Linked DNA regions of Homo sapiens: region 1 is linked to region 2. A link is a loop called in an ENCODE intact Hi-C map of the cell type or tissue named here. Cell type or tissue: K562. All regions are shown on one strand. Links, peaks and the distances in the headings refer to the core of each region. The heading gives the core; the rest is flanking DNA. Region 1 has its middle 58 kb from the start of MIR9902-1. Region 2 overlaps CCDC62 (coiled-coil domain containing 62).

Region 1 (10,880 bases), core at 1,083-9,082, 150 kb after region 2:
CTCATCCCCCATCTGCTGGGAAAGGAAGAGGAGCTGGAGACTGAGTTATTATAATAATCAATCATGCCCACGTGATGAAGCCTCCATAAAAATCCCTGAACTACAGGATGCAGAGCGCTTCGGGGCTAGTGAACTACAGTAGATCCATGTGCCAAGATGGTGCAACCCAGCCCCATGGGGACAGACGCTCCTGCACATGGGCCCTTCCAAACCTCGCCCTATGTTATCTCTTCATTTGACTGTTTATTTGAATCCTTTAATATATCCTCTGTTTTTTGTTTTTTTGTTTTTGAGACAGGGTCCGTCTCTGTTGCCCGGGCTAGAACACAGTGGCATAACATGGCTCACTGCAGCCTCGACCTCCCAGGCTCAAGTGATCCTCCCGCTTCAGCCTCCCATGAAGCTGGGACTACGGGTGCATGCCACCATGCCTGGCTAACTTTTTTGTTTTGTAGAGATGGGGTTTCACTATGTTGCCTAAGCTGGTCTTGAACTCTGGGCTCAAGTGATCCTTCCGTCTAGTAGGTCTCCCAAAGTGCTGGGATTACAGGCATGAGCCACCACTGCTGGCCATTAATATATCCTTTATAATAATCTAGTAAGTAACCTGTTTTCCTGGGTTCTGTGAGCTGCTCTAGCAAATTATAGAACCAAAAAGGGGGTCATGAGAACCTCTGATTTGTAGCCAAGTTGAGCAAAAGTTGTGAAAAACCTGGGAACTCACCACTTGTGATTGGCGTCTCCAACGGGGGCAGTCTTGTGGCACTGGGTTGGTAACCTGTGGCATGTCATGCTATCTCCAGGCAGATAGTGCAAATCGGTGTCTGCAGAGAAGTGAACTGCCTGGTGTGGGAAAAAACCCCTAGCATCTGGTGACAGAAGCGTTCTGTGTTGAGTGTGTAGTGGTAGAAAACAGTTTGTTTTTCCCCTATGCAAACCCAAATGTTATTCAATGGATGAATGGATAAACTAAATGCAGTCTATCCACACAATGGAACATTACTCTCCCATAAAAAGGAACGAAGTTCTGATCCCTGCTACAATATGGATGAACCTCGAAAATGTTAAGTGAAACAACCCTGACACAAAGGCCATATATTGTACGGTTCCATTTATAGGAAATGCCTAGAATAGGCAAATCCAAAGACACAGAAAGCAGAAAAGGGGTTGCTTAGGGAGAATTGGGGTGGGGGATTGGGGGACAACAGCTGAAGGGTTTCTTTTAGAGGTGATGAAACTGTCCTAAAATTGTGATAATGGTTATATGTATCTGTGAATATACTAAAAACTATTGAATTGCTAACTTTATTTATTCACTTAGAGACAGTCTCATTCTATAACCCAGGCTGGAGTACAGTGGCAAGATCATGACTCACTGCAGCCTTGACCTCCCGGGTTTAAGCAATCCTCTGGCCTCAGCCTCACAAGTAGCTGAGACTGTAAGTGCATCCCACAGGCCGAGGGCAGTGGCCCACCCCTGTAATCCCAGCACTTTGGGAGGCCGAGGTGGGCGGATCACCTGAGGTCAGGAGTTGGAGACCAGCCTGGTCCAACATGGTGAAACCCTGTCTCTACTAAAAATACAAAAATTAGCTGGGCATGGCGGTGGGCGCCTGTAATCCCAGCTACTCGGGAGGCTAAGGCAGGAGAATCGCTTGAACCTGGGAGGTGGAGGTTGCAGTGAACCCAGATCGCCCCACTGCACTCCAGCCTGGGCAACAGAGTGACTCCATCTCAAAAAAAAAAAAAAAAAAAAAAAAAAATGCTTGCCACCACACCCAGCTAATTTTTGTATTTTTATTTTGTTTTGTTTTTTGATATGGAGTCTCACTCTGTTGCCTAAGCTGGAGTGCAGTGGCACGATCTCAGCTCACTGTGACTCCCACTTCCCAGGTTCAAGCGATTCTCTTGCCTCAGCCTCTGGATTAGCTGGGATTACAGGCATGCACCAACCACGCCCAGCTAATTTTTGTATTTTTAGTAGAGACAGGGTTTCACCATGTTGGCCAGGCTGGTCTTGAACTCCTGACCTCAGGTAATCCACCCGCCTCGGCCTCCCAATGTGTTGGAATTACAGGCGTAAGCCACCGTGCCTCGCCAATTTTTGTATTTTTTGTAGAGACAGGGTCTCACTTTGTTGCCCAGGCTGGTCTCGAACTCCTGGGGTCAAGCAATTCTCCCACCTCAGTCTCCTAAAAGTGCCGGGATAGGCCAGGCACGGTGGCTCACGCCGCCTGTAATCCCAGCACTTTGGGAGGCCGAGGCGGGCAGATCATGAGGTCAGGAGATCGAGACCATCCTGGCTAACACGGTGAAACCCCGTCTCTACTAAAAATACAAAAAAATTAGCCGGGCATGGTAGCGGGCGCCTGTAGTCCCAGCTACTTGGGAGGCTGAGGCAGGAGAATGGCGTGAACCTGGGAGGCAGAGCTTGCAGTGAGCCGAGATCACACCACTGCACTCCAGCCTGGGCGAGAGCGAGACTCTGCCTCAGGGAAAAAAAAAAAAAAAAAAAAAGTGCTGGGATTACAGGCATAAACCACCTTGCCTGGCTTGAATTGCAGACTTTAAGTGAGTGAATTGTATGATATGTTATCTGTATCTCAGGAAAGCTGTTTTTTTTTGTTGTTGTTGTTTCTGTTCTTGTTTTTAAGACTTAGAAAGAAAAAGCAGTTCAGGCCGGGTGCGGAGGCTCTCACCTGTAATCCCAGCATTTTGGGAGGTCGAGGCAGGAGGATCACCTGAGGTCAGGAGTTCAAGACCAGCCTGGCCAACACAGCAAAACCCTGTCCCTACTAAAAATACAAAAATTAGCCGGGCGTGGTGGCAGGTGCCTGTAGTCCCAGCTACTCGGGAGGCTGAGGCTGGAGAATTGCTTGAACCCAGGAGGCGGAGGTTGCAGTGAGCTGAAATCATGCCATTGCACTCCAGTCTGGGTGACAGAGTGAGACTCTTGTCTCAAAAAAAAAAAAAAACAAAAAAAACTTAGCTGGGCATGGTGGTGGGAGCCTGTAGTCCCAGCTAATCGGGAGGCTAAGGTGGGAAAGTCACTTGAATCCAGGAGGCGGAGGTTGCAGCGAGCTGAGATCACACCATTGCACTCTGCCTGAGCAACAGAGCAATACTCCGCCTCAAAAAAAAAAAAAAAAAAAAAAAAAAAAAAAAAAAAAAGAACTCCATGCCATCAGGAGGGACCTTATCATGGTGTTCATCTTGCATCCCCCAACCCCAGAACAGTTCCTGGCACATAGCAGACTCTTAAGTAGTCATGAAATTAATGAATTTCAGCTACGCGTTTTCAGGGTAAAATCTCTTCCTTGGATGCTTCATGAGCACATGAACAAATGGCAGTGCCTCATTATACATAAGAAAAATGGGGAAAGTTAGCAACCGCTAAATACATGAAGACGCTCTATTTAATCCTCAAGACTCAAGGGCCTCCTTCCACCATCTCTTGCTTGGAATGAAGCAGCCAAATTCTTTTTCTCTATTCGGAGTAGAGAATGAATTAGTGGGGTGTTCTCATTCCACTTTGTGGTGATGGAAAACCTGGCTCAGTGAGACAGAAGATATTCAAGCTTCTTTCTGCTGTTTCTCCTTGGGCCCAGAGATTTGGAATACATTATCTGTGCTTAAATAAACACATTGGATCCCTCCCTTGGGTAGTTTTTAAGTTATTTTTGAGTAAGAGAATAAGACTGAATAATTTTGTTGATTGTTTCTATCCAGATGGGGGTAGCCACATAAGTATAAAGACGTGCTTAGGGTAATAGTTTCTTTTTCATGCAATGCTGGTGTCCCAGGAAGAAGAGACCAGTGACCCCAAGGTTTTTTTGCATGCTCCTCAGTGGAAACTTTTGAGCACATACTCCCAATATCTTTCAACATATATTATTTTAGTAGAAATATATATATTTTTTTGAGACAGAGTTTTGCTCTTTCGCCCAGGCTGGAGTGAAGTGGCATGATCTCAGCTCACTGCAACCTGTGACCCCCGGGTTCAAACAATTCTCCTGCCTCAGCCTCCCTAGTAGCTGGGATTATAGGCGTGCGCCAGCACACCCGGCTAGTTTTGGTATTTTTAGTAGAGACAGTGTTTCACCATGTTGGCCAGGCTGGTCTCGAACTCCCGACCTGAGGTGATCCACCCGCCTCGGCCTCCCAAAGTGCTGGGATTACAGGTGTGAGCCACCGCGCCCGGCCAATATTCCAGTGAGCTAGTCAATAAACAAGTAAATAAAGATAACCCTGGATGGCAGCAGGAAGACAGTGAATAGAGTGACGTCACAGCAAGGGACTGGGGATGTGGGATGGTGACTAGCTGGGCTGGTCGGGTAAGGCTAGAGAGAAGGCTGGTCTGAGATATGGCAGGAGTGGCAGGGGTTGAGGCTGGAAAGGCAGACTGGGCCTAGATCTTACCGACCTTATAAGCCACGGTATGGACAGGCAGGCAGCACCGAGCCATAAACGAAATCCAGCTTTTAAATCCAGCGCTTTTAAAAAACTTTGACCTTACCCAAGGGGGTGTCTTTTTATGTTAGATCTGCCCAAAGGAGGGGCTTTTTATAATCCATTTTCCTGGAGATGACCCCTGCTTCTAATTCGAACAGAAGGGAAGTGTTTTCTGCAACTTGGGTTTTATGCTTAGTGAAATGAGAAGCCAGTGAAAAGTTTGAGGCCAGCCACGGACAAGATCCGGCTTATGTTTTAAGAATATACTTAGGCAACAGTATGGAAAATAACTGTATGGAGACAAGGGTAGAATAATAAAAATAATGATGGCAATCACAGCTAATAGAAATATAATAAATAGAACAATGACAAGAAGGAACCTTGCTGTTTTTTCTGTTCTTTTTTCTTTTTTAGAGACAGGGTCTCGCTCTGCCGCCCAGGCTGGAGTGCAGTGGTGCGATCATAGCTCACTATAGCCTCAACCTCCTAGGCTCAAGCAACCCTCCCACCTCAGCCTCCCGAAGCTCTGGGATTATAGACATGAGCCACCACTCCCGGCCCCCATCCTGGCTCCAATCCTGGCTAACTGTATATTTAATCTTACTTTAAAACAAATTCAGGCTGGGCACAGGTGGCTCACACCTGTAATCCCAGCACTTTGGGAGGGCAAGGCAGGTGGATTACTTGAGGTCAGGAGTTCAAGACCAGCCTGGCCAACATGGTGAAACCTTGTCTCTACTAAAAAAAATTACAAAATTAGCTGGGCATGGTGGCCGGCTCCTGTAATCCCAGCTACTCGGGAGGCTGAGGCAGGAGAATCATTTGAACCTAGGAGGGAGAGGTTGCAGTGAGCTGATATCGCGCCACTGTACTCCATCCTGGGCGACAGAGTGAGACTCCGTCTCTAAATAAATAAATATAACAAATTCAAATAACAGTTATGATCCAAAAAAAGTGACTTCTCCAACATGTTGAAAGCTAACCCTTTATGTATCAGAACTTTATTCTGAACAAGAAACCAATGTGGGCATTGGAAACACTCCTTCTTAGCTTAGCTCCAGAGTCAAAGAAGCGTGACAGTCCATCACATCTGTTAAGTTCTAGTGCCACCACCTGACCTCTTCTGGGCCTTGCACGCTTACGCCCAAGAGGACAATTCCAGACTCCATCTGCGACTGCAGCCTTCTAACTGGTTCTCTTAAGGTTCAATCACACAAATAAAGAAACACCAATGTGAACAGTGAGATGCCGTTTTAACCTATCAGATGAGCAACATGGTTTGAGGACATAGTAAAGTGGACGTGCATCCGCTGCTGGTGGGAATGGGGATTTGTGAGGAAGACCTTTTGAAATGCATGCAGTGTGGCAATTTGCAACTGGAGGCTTTAAAATGTTCCCTTCATTCCCTTGGATCTGGCAAATCTGTTCCTGGGAATGTATCTTAAGGGAATAATTCCAAATATGGAAAAAGCTTAGTGAAAATATATTAGCACAGTCTAAGTGTGCAGAATAGCTCCAGGGGGTGACCTAAGAGTTTTGAGGATTTGCTGTGGGCTGAGGATTGCCTACATCTATCATCTCATCTGATCCTCACAGAAACCACTGAAGCGGGTATATTATCCCCATTTTATGGATAAGAAAAGGGACTCAGGGAGATTACAAAATTCAGTCCGACTCATAAACCTATACACAGAAGCAGAATTAGAACCTGAGCTTGCATGGCTTTTCATTAAAAATAAAAAATCATTAAAAATAAAAACACTATTACTAAAAATAATATTTTAAAAAGTTTATAGTGGCAGAGAAAAGAATACAAAGTAAAAAATTGTACCTGCAGTAGGCTCATGATTTTATAAAACCATGTGATGCAGAGAAATAAGAAACAAAATGCAACCTGCCAGAGGAACTGATCACACCCTAAGTGTTTGTGTTTTCCATACATATCTTTTTTTCTTTGGCACAGGGTCTCTGTTGCCCCGGATGGAGTGTGGTGGCATGATCACAGCTCATTAAAGCCTTGACCTCCTGGGCTTAAGCGATCCTCCCACCTCAGCCTCCCAAGTAGCTGGGACTACAGGTGCACAACACCATGCTCGGCTAATTTTTTTTTTTTTTTTTTTGAGACGGAGTCTTGCTCTGTCGCTTCTGTCGCCCAGGCTGGAGTGCAGTGGCGCGATCTCGGCTCACTGCAACCTCTGCTTCTCCTCAGCCTCCCGAGTAGCTGGGACTACAGGCGCCCACCACCATGGCGTGTTAGCCAGGATGGTCTCAATCTCCTGACCTTGTGATCCGCTCGCCTTGGCCTCCCAAAGTGCTGGGATTACAGGCGTGAGCCACCGTGCCTTCGCCACGCCCAGCTAATTTAAAGCTGAGGCAGGAGAATTGCTTGAACCCGGGAGGCAGAGGTTGCGGTGAGCCGAGAACGCGCCACTGCACTTCACGCTGAGCGACAGAGCAAGACTTCATCTCAAAAAAAACAAAACAAAACAATTTGTAGAGACAGGGTCTCGCCATGTTTGCCAGGCTGGTCTCCAATTCCTGGGCTCAAGCAGTCCTCCTGCCTCAGCCTCCCAAAGCGCTGGAATTACAGACGTGAGCCACCACATCTGGCCCATTTTAAAACTTCTGTTTAAAAGTACGTCATGAACATAAGTTTTGTTCCTACCACATAAAGTATTTTTACAAATAGTTTTTTGTTTGTTTGTTTGTTTGTTTTGAGACGGAGTCTTGGTCTGTCGCCCAGGCTGGATGGAGTGCAGTGGCGTGATCTTGGCTCACTGCAAGCTCTGCCTCTCGGGTTCATGCCATTCTCCTGCCTCAGCCTCCCGAGTAGCTGAGACTATAGGCGCCTGCCACCACACCCGGCTAATTTCTTTTTTTTTCGTAGGGACGGGGTTTCACCGTGTTAGCCAGGATGGACTCAATCTCCTGACTTAGCGATCCACCCACCTTGGCCTCCCAAAGTGCTGGGATTACAGGCGTGAGGCACTGCGCCCAGTCAGCTATTTTCTTTTAGTTGGTCTCAAAGTTGTTATCACAAAGCTGCTTTCTCATTTTCTCTTAATTTGATAAAGGTGCAATTCATAACACAAGGTTATTATCCCCTAAAGGAAATGGAACAACTAGCATCATGGACAAATCTCTGCTGATTAATGAGTAGATTAATGAGTAACCAACATCCAGAGCTGCTCAAAACAGCCCTTTACACTTAAATCTCAAAAAGAAGGAATGATGGGCGATAAGCACCAAAAAAAAGTAGAAATAAATGCATGTAATTTTTCCTGGGCAATTTAAATAGTTCTTCATCTGGGAGTGCCTCCAATCCTTCTAGCCAATTCATCCTACCCGCAGCTGTCAAGTTCATCTTCCTAAAAACATCAAGTTCACTCTGTTATTTCCCTGCCTAAAAATACCACCTGTTTATGGTGTCAAGGTGCCAACGTGCTTTTCTCCCTCCTCTCACCCTGCCCCACAGTTCCAGCTTTGCGCCTTTTCTTGCTCTTCTCCCTTTTAGAGTGTTCCAACCACATCCTCCAGGGAAAATCCCTCGACCAAGAGTCCAATCTGATTTTGCACTTCCCTGACTTCTTGCTAAGCCGTCTACACCAGGAGGGTAAGCCAGTTTCTTCTGACACACAATTCCAATCGATTGGTAGAGATTTGTGGTTGCCTGGGGGCACTGCGTGTTTAAAGAACACTGGAATTAACAACGACCCAGGAAGGGTAGCAATGGGCTCAAGAAGGGAAAGTGGATGTACAACTATGGGTCATCCTGGTCTCTACTGCACTGGCCAATACGGTGGCCACTAGCCACATATGGCCATTAGATACTTGAAATGTCGCTAGCCCAAATTGAGTTATGCTGTTTATTTATTGAGACAGGGTCTCACTCTATCACTCGGGCTGGAGTGCAGTGGCATGATCACAGCTCACTGCAGCCTCGACCTCCTAGGGTCAAGTGATCCTCCTGCCTCAGCCTCCCAAGTTGCAGGGACCATAGGCATGCAGGACCACACCCAGCTAATTTTTGTATTTTTTGTTGAGACGGGGTCTCACCACATTGCCCAGGCTGATTTTGAACTCCTGGATTCAGGCGATCCTTCCACCTTGGCCTCCCAAAGTGCTGGGATTACAGGCATGAACCACCACACCTGGCCTGATATGTTGTAAATTTAAATCACTCACCAGAGTTTGAAGACTAAGTGTGAAAAAAAGGTGTAAAATATCTAATAATATTTTCATATTGATTACACGTCAACATATTTTGGATATGCTACTGGGGCAAGTAAAATATATTATTAAAATTATCCTGGATAAAGGACCAGAGGCAGACAATATATATATTTTTTTCATCTTTTTTTGTTTTTTACAATATGTGCATTAACAGTGGCAGTTTCAACAGGGTTCAGTGCCTAAAGGAGTGTCACAAGACCCAAAATGACAATGCTTACAAACCTCGTTTATTACAAGAAAAGGATTCAATACAGCAATGGCATTAAATTAAGAATATGTGTCCCGGCCAACCGGTATTTCAGAGCAAAGGCTCTGGAGAACTAGGCGCAGTCTCCCACAATCCTCCCTTTTGTAAGGGCTGTGGCTGGACACACTATCCCCACCCAGAGCAAGAACCAGTGATGTGTGTATACAGCATCTTGGAATCAGGGTCCAACATAGCATCTCAGGTGTTTCTCATACTTTGCTTGTCACATAGGCATATTCCTGCCACAACTAGCCTCAATAGCAGGACGTTCTTAGTGGAGTTGGTCTCACCAAGACCAGGAGCAAATAATCAATTTAATTGTTATAAATAATGGTGACAGGCTGATACAAACCACCCCCAAGCTCTTCAAACCCCTGGCTACAAGGCAGCACTATAATCCCTATGTTTCCTTAATCACTGTGTTTCATGCCTTGACCAGGACAGTGCCTTGCAAAAACTTTAGCAAAACAGATCAGATTAATTCCAGCAGGCCTGGAATTAACCCTTAAAGCATAATGTGTCTACTAGAAAATTTAAAGCATCAAATGTACTTGCATGATATTTCTACTGGACAGTGCTTCTGTAGACCAAGGGGAAGCAACTTTTCTTTATCTGTCAAGAGCCAGATAAAGAAATACTTTAGCTTTGCCAGCCGTATGGTCTCTGCATAGTCCATTCTCACACTGCTATAAAGACCCACCTGAGACTGGAAAATTTATGAAGAAAAAAGGTTTAATGGACTCACAGTTCCGCAGGCTTAACAGGAAGCATGACTGGGAGACTTCAGGAAACTTACAATCATGGCAGAAGGCAAAGGGGAAGCAAACACCTTCCTCACATGGTGGAGCAGGAGAGGGAGAGCAGCAAGAGTATACACTTTTAAGCAAAAAGATCTGGTGAAAACTCACTATTGTGAGATCAGCAAGGGATAAACTGCCCCCATGATCCAATCATCTCCCACCAGGTCCCTCTCCCAGCACTGGGGATTACAATTCAACATGAGATTTGGGTGGGGACATATAGCCAAACCATATCAGTCCCTACTGAAACTACTCAACCCTGTCACTGATGGGTGAAGCAGCCCCAGATAATATGTAAACAAACAAGCCTGGCTTCATCCTAACAAAATTTTATTCATGAACACTGACATCTGAATTTTAACTAATGCCACAATTCTTTTACTATTGTTTGGATTTTTTTTAAAACCCTTTAAGAAGGTAAAAATTATGATTTGGTCACCATGGGCCATTATTTGCTGACCCCTAGTCTAGACCCTTGTTACTTTAAGTGTGATCAGTGAACAAGCAGGGTTGGTATCACCTGATGCTTGTTAGAAATGCAGAATCTGGCTGGGCACAGGCCTCTAGGCCCAGCTACCTGGGAGGCCTGTGAATGGCCACTGCACTCCAGCCTGGGCAACATAGCCAGATCCTGTTAAAAAAATAAAAGAATTGCAGAATTTGGACCCCAACCCAGATCTGTGAATCCAAATCTGAAATTTAAGGAAGTTCCCCAGGTGATTTGTATAAAACACCTGGGAAGTTTGAAAAAATTACTAAAACCTAACTCCAAGACCCCAGAGTCTTATATAACTGGTATGGGTGTGACCTGGGCACTGGGATTTTAAAAATATCCCCAGGTGGGCCGGGCATGGTGGCTTACACCTGTACTCCCAGCACTTTGGGAGGCCGAGGTGGGTGGATCACCTGAGGTCAAGAATCCGAGACCAGCCTGACCAACATGGTGATGAAACTCCGTCTTTACTAAAAATACAAAAATTACCTGGGCATGGTGGTGAGTGCCTGTAATCACCACTACCTAGGAAGCTGAGGCAGGAGAATCACTTTAACCCAGGAGGCAGAGGTTGCAGTTAGCCAAGATCACGCCATTGCACTCTAGCCTGGGCAAAAAGAGTGAAACTCTGTCTTAAAAAAAAAAAATCCCCACA
Region 2 (10,880 bases), core at 879-8,878:
ACTGCAGATCACTCTGTTGTTTTACATAAATCTGTCATAGATATTGACAAATCAACATGAAATGTAATAACAAAACTAAACTGAACCAACAATTTGGCACTTTCCCTGAAACAGTTCACAAATCCTAAAACAGGTCAGATAGTTACTAGAGAAATATGCTAAATATGTCTGCTTTTAATTTTCCTTTGTTAGCACTAAGATTTGCTAGGATAGCTGGGCTCCCAGCCTTTGATCACCACAAGCAAGACCTATTTGCTATACTAAACATGATATACAGGCTGGGTGCGCTGGTTCACGCCTGTAATCCCAGCACTTTGGGAGGCTGAGGTGGGCGGGTCATGAGGTCAGGAGTTCGAGACCAGCCTGGCCAACACAGTAAAACCCTGTCTCTACTAAAAATACAAAAAATTGGCTGGGCGTGGTGGTGGGCACATGTAATCCCAGCTACTTGGGAGGCTGAGGCAGGAGGATCGCTTGTAACTAGGAGGTGGAGGTTGCAGTGAGCCGAGATCAGGCCATTGCACCCCAGCCCGGTTGACAGTGCGAGACTCCGTCTCAAAAAAATAATAATAATAAAAATAAATAAACATGATATACAACTAATGTAGTTAGGATTCCAAATCACCAATTAAACAAAATCGACGGGCATACATTTTTCCTAATTTGCTATTTGTTTACAAACATTTCTTATGTGACAGAGAAGGATGATTGGGGACATACCTGTCTCAGATTGTGCAGTTCTGAATTTGTGCGTTCTTGCTTTGACTTCGCAATATTAAGCAATTCATCTTTCCTCTTTTCTCTCTCTACTATTTAAGAACAAGTATTATTAACATTTTTCATCAGCTATAGCCACACAAACCTCTCCATTTCCAACAATTTAATGCTCAGCTAACATTTTTGTTGTTGTTGTTCCTGTACTTAAAAATAGCAGAATGGGCTGAACGAAGTGGCTCACACCTGTAATTGCAGCACTTTGGGAGGCTGAGGTGGGTAGACCACTTGAGGTCAAGAGTTCGAGACTGGCCTGGCCAACATGGTGAAACCCCATTTCTACTAAAAATACAAATTTAGCCGGGTGTGGTGGTGCCTGCCTGTGGTCCAGCTACTTGGGAGGCTGAGGCAGGAAAATCATTTGAACCTGGGAGGTGGAAGTTGCAGTGAGCAGAGATTGCGCCACTGCACTCCAGCCTGGATGACAAAGTGAGGACTTTGTCTTAAAAAAAAAAAAAAAAAAAGAAGAAGTGATTTGTAGATTCAGGGATTATTTGTCTTTCCTTTTGTGGGGAGATAGAATAAGGATGATTTCCAAATCTCTATACTTAATACATATTACTTCAATTATTTATTTAAAAATTTTAAAAGATAAAATATTTTTAAAAATAGAGATGGGGGTCTCACTATGTTGCCCAAGCTGGTCTTGAACTCCTGTGTTTCACCATGTTAGCCAGGTTGGTCTCGAACTCCTGGCCTCATGTGATCTACCCGCCTCAGCCTCCCAAAATGCTGGGATTACAGGCATGAGCCACCATGCCCGGCCAAAACTGAGACATTTTAACAGTGGAAGTGATATCCGTAGTGCATCTGACTCCGTGGGTCTCAATTCTACATGCCTTTCATGTTAACAGCATCCAAGCAGGGTTTAAATAAACCTGTTTTGTTATATTTCCTAATGTTTAAATAAACCTGTTTTGTTATATTTCCAGCTACTTTGGAGGCTGAGGTGGGAAGATTGCTTGAGCCCAGGAGTTTGAGACCAGCCTGAGTCAACACAGCAAGACACTGTCTCTTAAAAAAAATAAATAAATACTTGTTTTGGATACAGCATGGTCCCTAAACAAAAGCCAACTACTTTACCTGGCCCTCAGAGTAATTTTAAATATATCTGAATGTTGGCCAGTGGGGTTGTCGGGGGGCGGTGGGGGAGGGCAGGTGGTCAAAGAAAAAAAAAATATATGTATATTTGAATGTTGCCTTAATCTCTGATTTCAGAATAATCTACTTTTGCATAAGAGGCAATGCCAATGTAAATATAAATGTTTCCCTAGTCCAGATAGTTTTCTCCATGGCTGGGTTTAGCTGAGAGATCAAAGTGGATTGGGTCTGACTATTTTCACAAGTTGGCCACAGAAAACAGAGGTAAGGAACTCTCTGCTGCTATCTGCCTGAACAAGCAGCCTAAGCTAAAACAATGGGAAGGGACTTAGACGCCTGGAACCTGCTGAATTCTGATCAAGACTCTGCCTTTTACCGCCTGGGAGACCTGAGGCAGACACTCAGTCTATAAGAGCTCACCTACAGGACTGTCAGGACCCACAGAAATGTAAACTAGTATCATTGTTCTCTTTGCAAACTCCTTACTCCTAGTTATGTACAAGCAAAACATGTCCCTCAGCCTATGTAAAAGAACACGCCTGTAATCCCAGCACTTTGGGAGGCCAAGGTGGGCAGATCATGAGGTCAGGAAATCAAGACCATCCTGGCTAACACGGTGAAACCCCATCTCTACTAAAAAATACAAAAAATTAGCTGGGCATGGTGGCGGGCGCCTGTAGTCCCAGCTACTCGGGAGGCTGAGGCAGGAGAATGGCATGAACCCAGGAGGCTGAGCTTGCAGTGAGCCGCGAACACACCACTGCACTCCAGCCTGGGCGACAGCGAGACTCCGTCTCAAAAAAAAAAAGAACTGCATTTTCTACAAGTTTTAAACTTAAAAGTAAAACTTTAAGACATCTTCCAACTTCAAATAAAACATGGTAACATCTGACTGGGTGCGGTGGCTCACACCTGTAATCCTAACACTTTGGGAGGCCGAGGCGGGTGGATTGTCTGAGCTCAAGAGTTCGAGACCAGCCTGGGCAACACAATGAAACCACGTCTCTACTAAAGTACAAAAAATTAGCCAGGTGTCGTGACGTGTGCCTGCAGTCCCAGCTACTCCGGAGGCTGAGGCATGAGAATTGCTTGAACCCAGGAGGCGGAAGTTGAAGTGAGACAAGATCGCACCACTACACTCCAGCCTAGGCGACAGACCAAGACTCCATCTCCGAAAAAAAACAAAAACAAAAAAAATCGTGACATTTAGCCATAGCACTTGACGGCATATTATCATGTTATGCCCTTTAAAAATTCTTTTTTGGGCTTAAGCCAAGCACGATGGCTCATGCCTATAATCTTAGTACTTTGGGAGGCCAAGGCAGGAGGATTATCTGAGGCTAGGAGTTCAAGACCAGCAGCCTGGGCCACATAGCGAGACCCTGCCTCTACTAAAAATAAATAAAATAAAATAAAATTAGCTAGGTGTGATGACACATGCCTGTAGTCCCAGCAACTCAGGAGGCTGAGGTGGCAGGATCACTTGAACCCAGACAGTCGAGGCTGCAGTGAGCTATGATTGCACCACTGCACTCCAGGCTGGGCAACAGAGCAAGACCCTGTCTCTACTAAATAAATAAATTCTTTTGTAGGCTTTGTTCACTTTTATAATTGAAACATGCAAATCTATCAATTGTCTATATTTTGAAAAAGAAGAATAAAACATACAAAAATTGTTTTCAGACAATGGTGTGAGATTGTCTTTAGTTAAGAAGATGTTTAAGGAATCAATTTAGGATGACAGGCATGGTGGCTCATGCCTGTAATCCCAACGCTTTGGGGCTTTGGGAGGCAGAGGTAGGAGGATCTCTTGAGCCCAGCAGTTCCAGACCAGACTGGGCAACATAGTGGAACCTCATCCATACAAAAAATTTAAAAATTAGGCATGTGTGATGGCATGTGCCTGTGGTCCCACCTACCTGGGAGGCTGAGGTGGGAGGATCACTTGAGCCTCAGAGTTTGAGGCTGCAGTGAGCTGCGATTGTACCACTGCACTCCAGCCTGGGTAAAGAAATCTGCTTAGTATATGATAAAAATATTTCACAAAATCGATTTATTATAATATTAGCTAACAAATTCCATGTATTTTACTTAGTAATACATAGTAGAGTGCATGGGTAAAAAGTGATTAATCAAAAAGAAAAGAGACTAACGTATCCTTTAAGCTTTGTTCTTTCCTTTGACCTCCCATAGCATTTTATGCATAGCATTTGTATAGTAGTGAATTCTGTGGGCCTGTGAGCTTCTGAGCATATCGCAGGGCACCTGGCGTACAAATGCTGGTCCAAGGACTGTTTGAATGCAACTGTAAAGCTACAAATATGTGATATCTTTAGCAGCGTTAACGGGTTATCACTACTTGCAGATGCAGCAATCCTAGAAATGGTGAAAATAGTGACCTCTAGTGGCAGAATACCACACTTTCACCCCGATCTTTAATCACAAGAGATTAAAATTAAGAATTCCATTTCACTTAAAACTTCTTAGGTCGGGCATGGTGGCTCGCACCTGTAATCCCAGCATTTTGAGAGGCCGAGGCAAGGGGATCGCTTGATCCCAGGAGCTAGAGACCAGCCTGGGCAACATAGTGAGACCCCTTCTCTGCAAAAAAATTAAAAATTTAGCCAGGCTACTAGGAAGGCCAAGGCGGGAGGATTCCTTGAGTCCAGGAGTTTGAGGCTGTGATGAGCCTCAATTTTTTCCCATTAATTTACAGACAAACTGCATTCCATTCCCTGCCATATTCCTTACCTACCCCCAGTATCTCAGAGTTTCCACTGGTGAAGGCCTACTTCTCCACTCCCAACTGAGAATGACTGACATAGAGAGCTTGTTGACATCCCTGCCAGCCAAGATGATTCTACTGGGCTTTCTTTTCAGTGGTTTGTGTTAGGAAAGTCATTGATTTAGAGGTAAAGTTCCGAAGAGAAAATCATATGAACACTTTTTGGTCTACTGATACCTACCCTCAGTCCCCCTTTTACTAGGGGTACACATTCATTAAAAAACCCCTACTCTGAGCACCCATACAACCATTCTGTTTTTCGCTTTCAGTAAATTACATGATATATTCAACAATTTATTATAAAACAGCCTTTGTGTGAGATGATTTCGTCCAAATGCAGGCTAATGCGAGTGTTCTGTGCATGTTTAAGGCAGGCTAGGCTGAGCTATGCTGGTGGCTGGGTTGGCTTCATTAAATGCATTTTTGACTTGCGAGGGGTTTATCAGAATGTAACCCTGTAAGTCAAGGAGCATCTATGTTATGTTTTTAGTAAGAAGCAGAGTCACACGCTTAAGCTGGAAGGGAGAATAGCTCATTTTACAGAAGAGGAAATAGTGACTGGGAACGGGATGGCAGCATTAACACTCGCTGCTTGGTCCACCATCGGTCCCACAAAGGGTGTTAAAAACAAACAAAAAGGCCTGGCGTGATGGCTCATGCCTGTAATCCCAGCACTTTGCGAGGCTGAGGCGGGCGGATTATCTGAGGCCAGAGTTCGAGATCAGCCTGGCCAACATGGTGAAACCCCGTCTCTACTAAAAATATAAAAATTAGCCGGGCATGGTAGCATGCGCCTGTAATCCCAGCTACTTGGGAGGCTGAGGCAGGAGAACTGCTTGAACCTGGGAGGCAGAGGTTGCAGTGAGCCGAGATCATGCCACTGCATTCCAGCCTGGGCGACAGAGTGAGACTCTGTCTCAGAAAAAAATAAAAATAAAAAAGCCGGGCTCACGCCTGCAATCTCAGCACTTTGGAAGGCCAAGGCCCGTAGATCACTTGAGGTTAGGAGTTCAAGAAGACCAGCCTGACCAATGTGGTGAAACCCCGTCTCTACTAAATATACAAAATTTAGCCGGGCGTGGTGGCTCATACCAGTAACCCCAGCTACTAAGGAGGCTGAGGCAGGAGAATCGCTTGGGCCCGGGAGGCAGAAGTTGCAGTCAGACGAGATTGCACCACTGCACTCCAGCCTGGGTGACAGAGCAAGACCCTGTCTCAAAAAAGACCCTGTCTCAAAAAAAAAAAAAAAAAAACCATTTTGGGAGAGGTATAATTCCTTCAGCCTGTCATCATTGCAAGTCTAGGTTACAAATACATTCGATCATCTGTTTTACCAGTAAAAAGCAATTCATCGTGCAGGCAACTTTTCTCTTGCTTGAGGCGAATGATCTCTTCTCGTTGCTCATTATTTTCTGTCGTCTTTTCATTGAGGTCCTCTTCACAACAGAAGAAAAAGAAAGTCCTCAAATAAATACTAGGTTCCAGTCCTCATATACACACTATGCCTAACTCTCACATCCTCAGCGGCTCCTTCCGGTCCTGATGGATCTATAGACAAAATCTGTTTCACAGCCAACATCTCCACACCTGGCAAGGACCCCTGGTTGGAGGCTTCGCTTGCTCTCATCTGACTGACCTCCCTGCACCAGCCTTGCCTCTCCTGTGACAGCCCAGTGTACACAGAGCAATCTTTTAAAAATCAAAATCTGCCCAGCGCAGTGGCTCACGCCTATAATCCCAGCACTTTGGGAGGCCAAGGCGGACAAACCACTTGAGGCCAGGAGTTCGAGACCAGCCTGGCCAACATGGTGAAACCCCGTCTCTACTAAATATACAAAAATTAGCTGGGTGTGGTGGCACACACCTGCAATCCCAGCTACTCAGGAGCCTGAGGCAGGAAAATCGCTTGAATCCAGGTGGCAGAGGTTGCAGTGAGCTGAGATCACGCCACTGCACTCAACCTGGACAACAGAGTGAGACTCCATCTCAAAAAAAAGTAAAGTAAAATAAAAATAAAGGCCAAGTGCAGTGGCTCACACCTGTAATCCCAACACTTTGGGAGGCTGAGGCGGGTGGATCACCTGAGGTCAGGAGTTCGAAACCAGCCTGGCCAACCTGGTAAAACCCCGTCTCTACTAAAAATACAAAAATTAGCTGGGTGTGGTGGTGGGCGACTGTAATCCCAGCTACTCAGAAGGCTGAGGCAGGAGAATTGCTTGAGAGGCAGGCGGGGGTTGCAGTGAGCTGAGATCGCGCCATTGCACTCCAGCCTGGGCGACAAGAGTGAAATTCTGTCTCAAAAATAAATAAATAAATAAAACTAAAAATAAAAATCTGCTCGTGTCATTTCTCAGTGAGAAGCCTTGCTACTGCACTGAGGATGAAATCCAAATCCATTACCACAAACTGCAGAGCCCAGCATGACCTGACCTGCCCATCTCCCCACCGCCGTTCCCTCCTTTCCTTCTGTTCCTTGAGTATGTCTGTGGTATAAGAAGAAATAGATGTGGTTTTTGTCCTCTGTTCCTGGAGAACAGAGCTCCTAAAACTTGTGGAATTTCCTAAGTGACAGAAGCATCTTTTGTCATTCATGAAGAGTCAGTTGATTACACCAGACTACATGCTAACGAGGTGACTCAGGGTGGAGCTCCTACGTGGCCTCAGGATGCAGACAGCCACCAGAAACACCAAGTGAAGACAGGGCTGGAACCTGCAGTCCCACTTGTGGACCTCCAGGAAGGGGAGGGAGGGCTGGAGATTGAGCTCTATAAAAATTCCTCTTCTTTTTTTTTATTTTTTTGAGGCAGGATCTTGCTCTGTTGCCCAGGCTGAAGTGTAGTGGCCAATCTTGGCTCACTGCAACCTCCACCTCCTGGGATCAAGAAATCCTTTCACTTTGCCTCTCGAGTAGCTGGGACTACAGGATCACACCACCATGCCTGGCTAATTTTTTGTAGAGACAGGGTTCTGCCATGTTATCCAGGCTGGTCTTCTTGAAGTCCTGGCCTCAAGCAATCTGCCTGCTTTGGCCTCCCAAAGTGCTAGGATTACAGATGTGAGCCATCATGCCCAGCCACTATTTTTCTTTTCTAAAAAAAAAGTTTTAAGCTGGGTGTGGTGGCTCATGCCTGTAATCCCAGCACTTTTGGGAGGCTGAGGCAGGTGGATCACAAGCTCAGGAGTTTGAGACCAGCCTGACCAACATGATGAAACCCTGTCTCTACTAAAAATACAAAAATTAGCCGGGCATGGTGGCACCCACCTGTAATCCCAGCTACTCAGGAGGCTGAGGCAGGAGAATTGCTTGAACCCAGGAGGTGGAGGTTGCAGTGAGCTGAGATCACGCCATTGCACTCCAGCCTGGGCAGCAGAGCAAGACACTATCTCAAAAAAAAAAAAGTTTTAATATTGAATTTATAAAATGTTTTTAGTATATAAATATTGACAGAACAGACTTCTTTCTACTTGAATATTTTACCTCGGTGTATATAAACATTCAATAAATACCAAATACCTAGAGTGTAGCCCTTGTGCCATGCTATTAACAGTACACTGAAAAAGAGAAGCAGAGTCTGTTCCTGCTGTCAAGGGGATGATAATACGATTATGGTTTTAGCTGAAGCTACAAATGGAGATAAGACCTATGGCTAACCATAGGTCAAGGCATCATAAGGACAACATTTTTGAATGCTGAATCTTTTAAGTTAAATCAGCAAAGATCGGCTGGGTGTGTTGGCTCACGCCTGTAGATCTCAGCACTTTGGGAGGCCAAGGCAGAGGGATTCACCTGAGGTCGGGAGTTCCAGACTAGTCTGGCCAACATGGCAAAACTCTGTCTCTACTAAACATCCAAAAATTAGCCAGGCATGGTGGTAGGTGCCTGTAATCCCAGCTACTCGGGAAGCTGAGACAGGAGAATAGCTTGAACCCAGGAGGTGGAGGCAGTGGTGAACCAAGATTGCACCACCGCACTCCAGCCTGGGTGACAGAGTGAGATTCTGTCGAAAATAAATAAATCGGCAAAAATAAAAATTCCTAATTTCAGAATCAGAAGTTTCTGCCCTCACCATGGGAAGAAATGCCCAGGCTAGCCTGATAGCAAGACGATGAAATGTGTGAGCCAAAACTGCCCAGATGGGAAGCTCAGTGAGGCCCAACCACAGTCAGCCAACTCCCCCATTTGCCTCTAGACATGTGGGTTTAATAAATGCTACGACTGTCTGCCACTGAGATACTGATGTTGTCTGCCACAAAGCATGTATTAGCGATAGCTAATGGTACAGCCACCTCAACTAAGGCAGGATTACTTTAAAATATGATACATTCTGCAGTTTTCCCCAACTCTGTTATATATCTTATAAGACACAAATTGCAGCATAATCCTATATAAATGAAATGGATATTTCACGTTAGGGTCTAAGGCCAGGAATTGATCTACTCTCAAGCATAAGATTAAGTGAACCCAGATGAAAAACTATATTCCCAAGATAATACATTTGTATCTTAAATGTAGGTCTCTTCCTTACCTTTTAGTTTGTTGACTTCAATCTTAAGTGCCTTCAATTTCTGCTTATAATCTTGCTTTTCTTTCACAATACAAGTCTCCGCCATCTTGGCATCACGTAGGGCATGCTCTAGCATTTTAAATTTACCCGAACAATCTGCAATGTGATTAACTGCCTCAATAATATCTTTGTCCTAAAAACCAAATTTGAAAATGGTTATCCTAGATTCTTAAATTCCAATTAACCAAGAAGAAAAGATAACACTAAGATCTTATCGTGTGCCAGGTTCCACTCTAAGCATTTTTCGCATATGAATTCATTTAATCTTTACAGTAACTCTATGAGGGTGGTACTATTGTTCTTGCCAAGTGACAGATGAGTCAACAGAAAGGCTGCGTTCCTTGCCCACGGTTACACAGCTAGTTAGTGGTGGAGCCACCATTTGAACCTAGCTGGCTGCCTCAGACACTATGTACTGAACCACTACCCCTTACTCTCTCTCAAAAAGTTAGAGCCAGACCATTCCATTACCTAAGAAACTATAATAGCAGCAAGAGGGTGGGTGGCCCCTGGATGGGAAAATCGTCCTCTGGATTATACAGGTAAGTCTAATGGCCCATCATTCCCTCCCATTTTCCAGCTTGTTAACATGACAGACTCCACAACAACATCATTCCAAATCTCCCAAATTAGAATCTCTTAATTGTTGAGGCAGTTTTAGTTACCAAAAAAGGTATCTGCTTCTTGAAAAGCAACTCAAACAACACCTAAAAGTATAAAAATAAGTAAAAGTTCTATCCCTCCCCCACTCACCTGGAATAACTGTTATTAAGAGGTTTTACCCCTACTGAAGTCTAAACATTTCTGCTACAGCATCATAAATGCACTCCTGAAAAATCACATTGTCTGCACATCTCACACTAGGACTTATAGAATAATAGGGTTGGGGCAGGCCATGCAAAAACCCATGGAACTTTGTGACCAGGTCAGTAGCAAAAAATAACCGTTCTAATAAGTACAGGAACACAGTTCCATTAACACCAGGACACCCACGACAGTCAATCCCTTTCAGCCTTAAACCTGGGATTCCTACTTGCTCCTTTGATAAGGATGTCCTGGAGGGCATCTGCTTCTAATGGAAACCATTTTCATCAAATAAAATCTCTAAGACTAGGAAAACACAGCCTTTTTTTTTTTTTTCCAGATGAAGTCTCGCTCTGTCACCAGGCTGGAGTGCAGTGGCGTGATCTCGGCTTACCACAACCTCTGCCTCCTGGGTTCAAGCAATTCTCCTGCCTCAGCCTCCTGAGTAGCTGGGACTACAGGCGTGTGCCATCATGCCCAGCTAATTTTTGTATTTTTAAAAATAGATGAGGTTTCACCATGTTAGCCAGGATGGTCTCAATCTCTTGGCCTTGTGATCTGCCTGGCTCAGCCTCCCAAAGTGTAGGGATTACAGGTGTGAGCCACCACGACCGACCTTCTTTTTTTTTTTTTTTTGAGACAGAGTCTTGCTCTGTCGCCCAAGCTGGAGTGCAGTGGTGCAATCTCAGCTCACTGCAACCTCCACCTCCCGGCTTCCGGGGATCCTCCCACCCCAGCCTCCAGAGTAGCTGGCATTACAGGCGTGTGCCACCATGCCCGGCTAATTTTTTTGTATTTTTAGTAAAGACAGGGGTTTCACCATGTTGGCTAGGCTAGTCTCAAACTCCTGA

Evidence for each region. A loop is a pair of places that touch in the nucleus more often than their neighbours do. Peaks named below come from ENCODE experiments on the same cell type or tissue, not always from the same donor. Only the 100,000 strongest peaks of a DNase experiment are listed, where the experiment ranks them.
Region 1: it touches region 2 in a loop (17-fold over the local background); 2 of 110 quality-filtered maps call a loop at or near these places.

The regions. Positions count from the first base shown.
Region 1 is chr12:122,632,684-122,643,563 of GRCh38, reverse strand. No RefSeq gene overlaps it. Among named protein-coding and RNA genes, the nearest start is that of MIR9902-1, 58 kb to the left of the region's middle. RefSeq lists an enhancer at 4,587-5,487 and a silencer at 5,555-5,624. In K562, for the core only: a CTCF peak has its summit at 5,570; a DNase peak (open chromatin) is centred at 5,563.
Region 2 is chr12:122,787,236-122,798,115 of GRCh38, reverse strand. CCDC62 (coiled-coil domain containing 62) reads right to left here. Exons shown (of 13, transcript NM_201435.5): 5 at 9,187-9,358; 6 at 5,995-6,096; 7 at 721-809; 8 at 1-31. Among named protein-coding and RNA genes, the nearest start is that of CCDC62, 18 kb to the right of the region's middle. RefSeq lists a silencer at 2,168-2,368 and an enhancer at 7,660-8,213. In K562, for the core only: a CTCF peak has its summit at 4,278 (motif pointing left); a DNase peak (open chromatin) is centred at 4,245.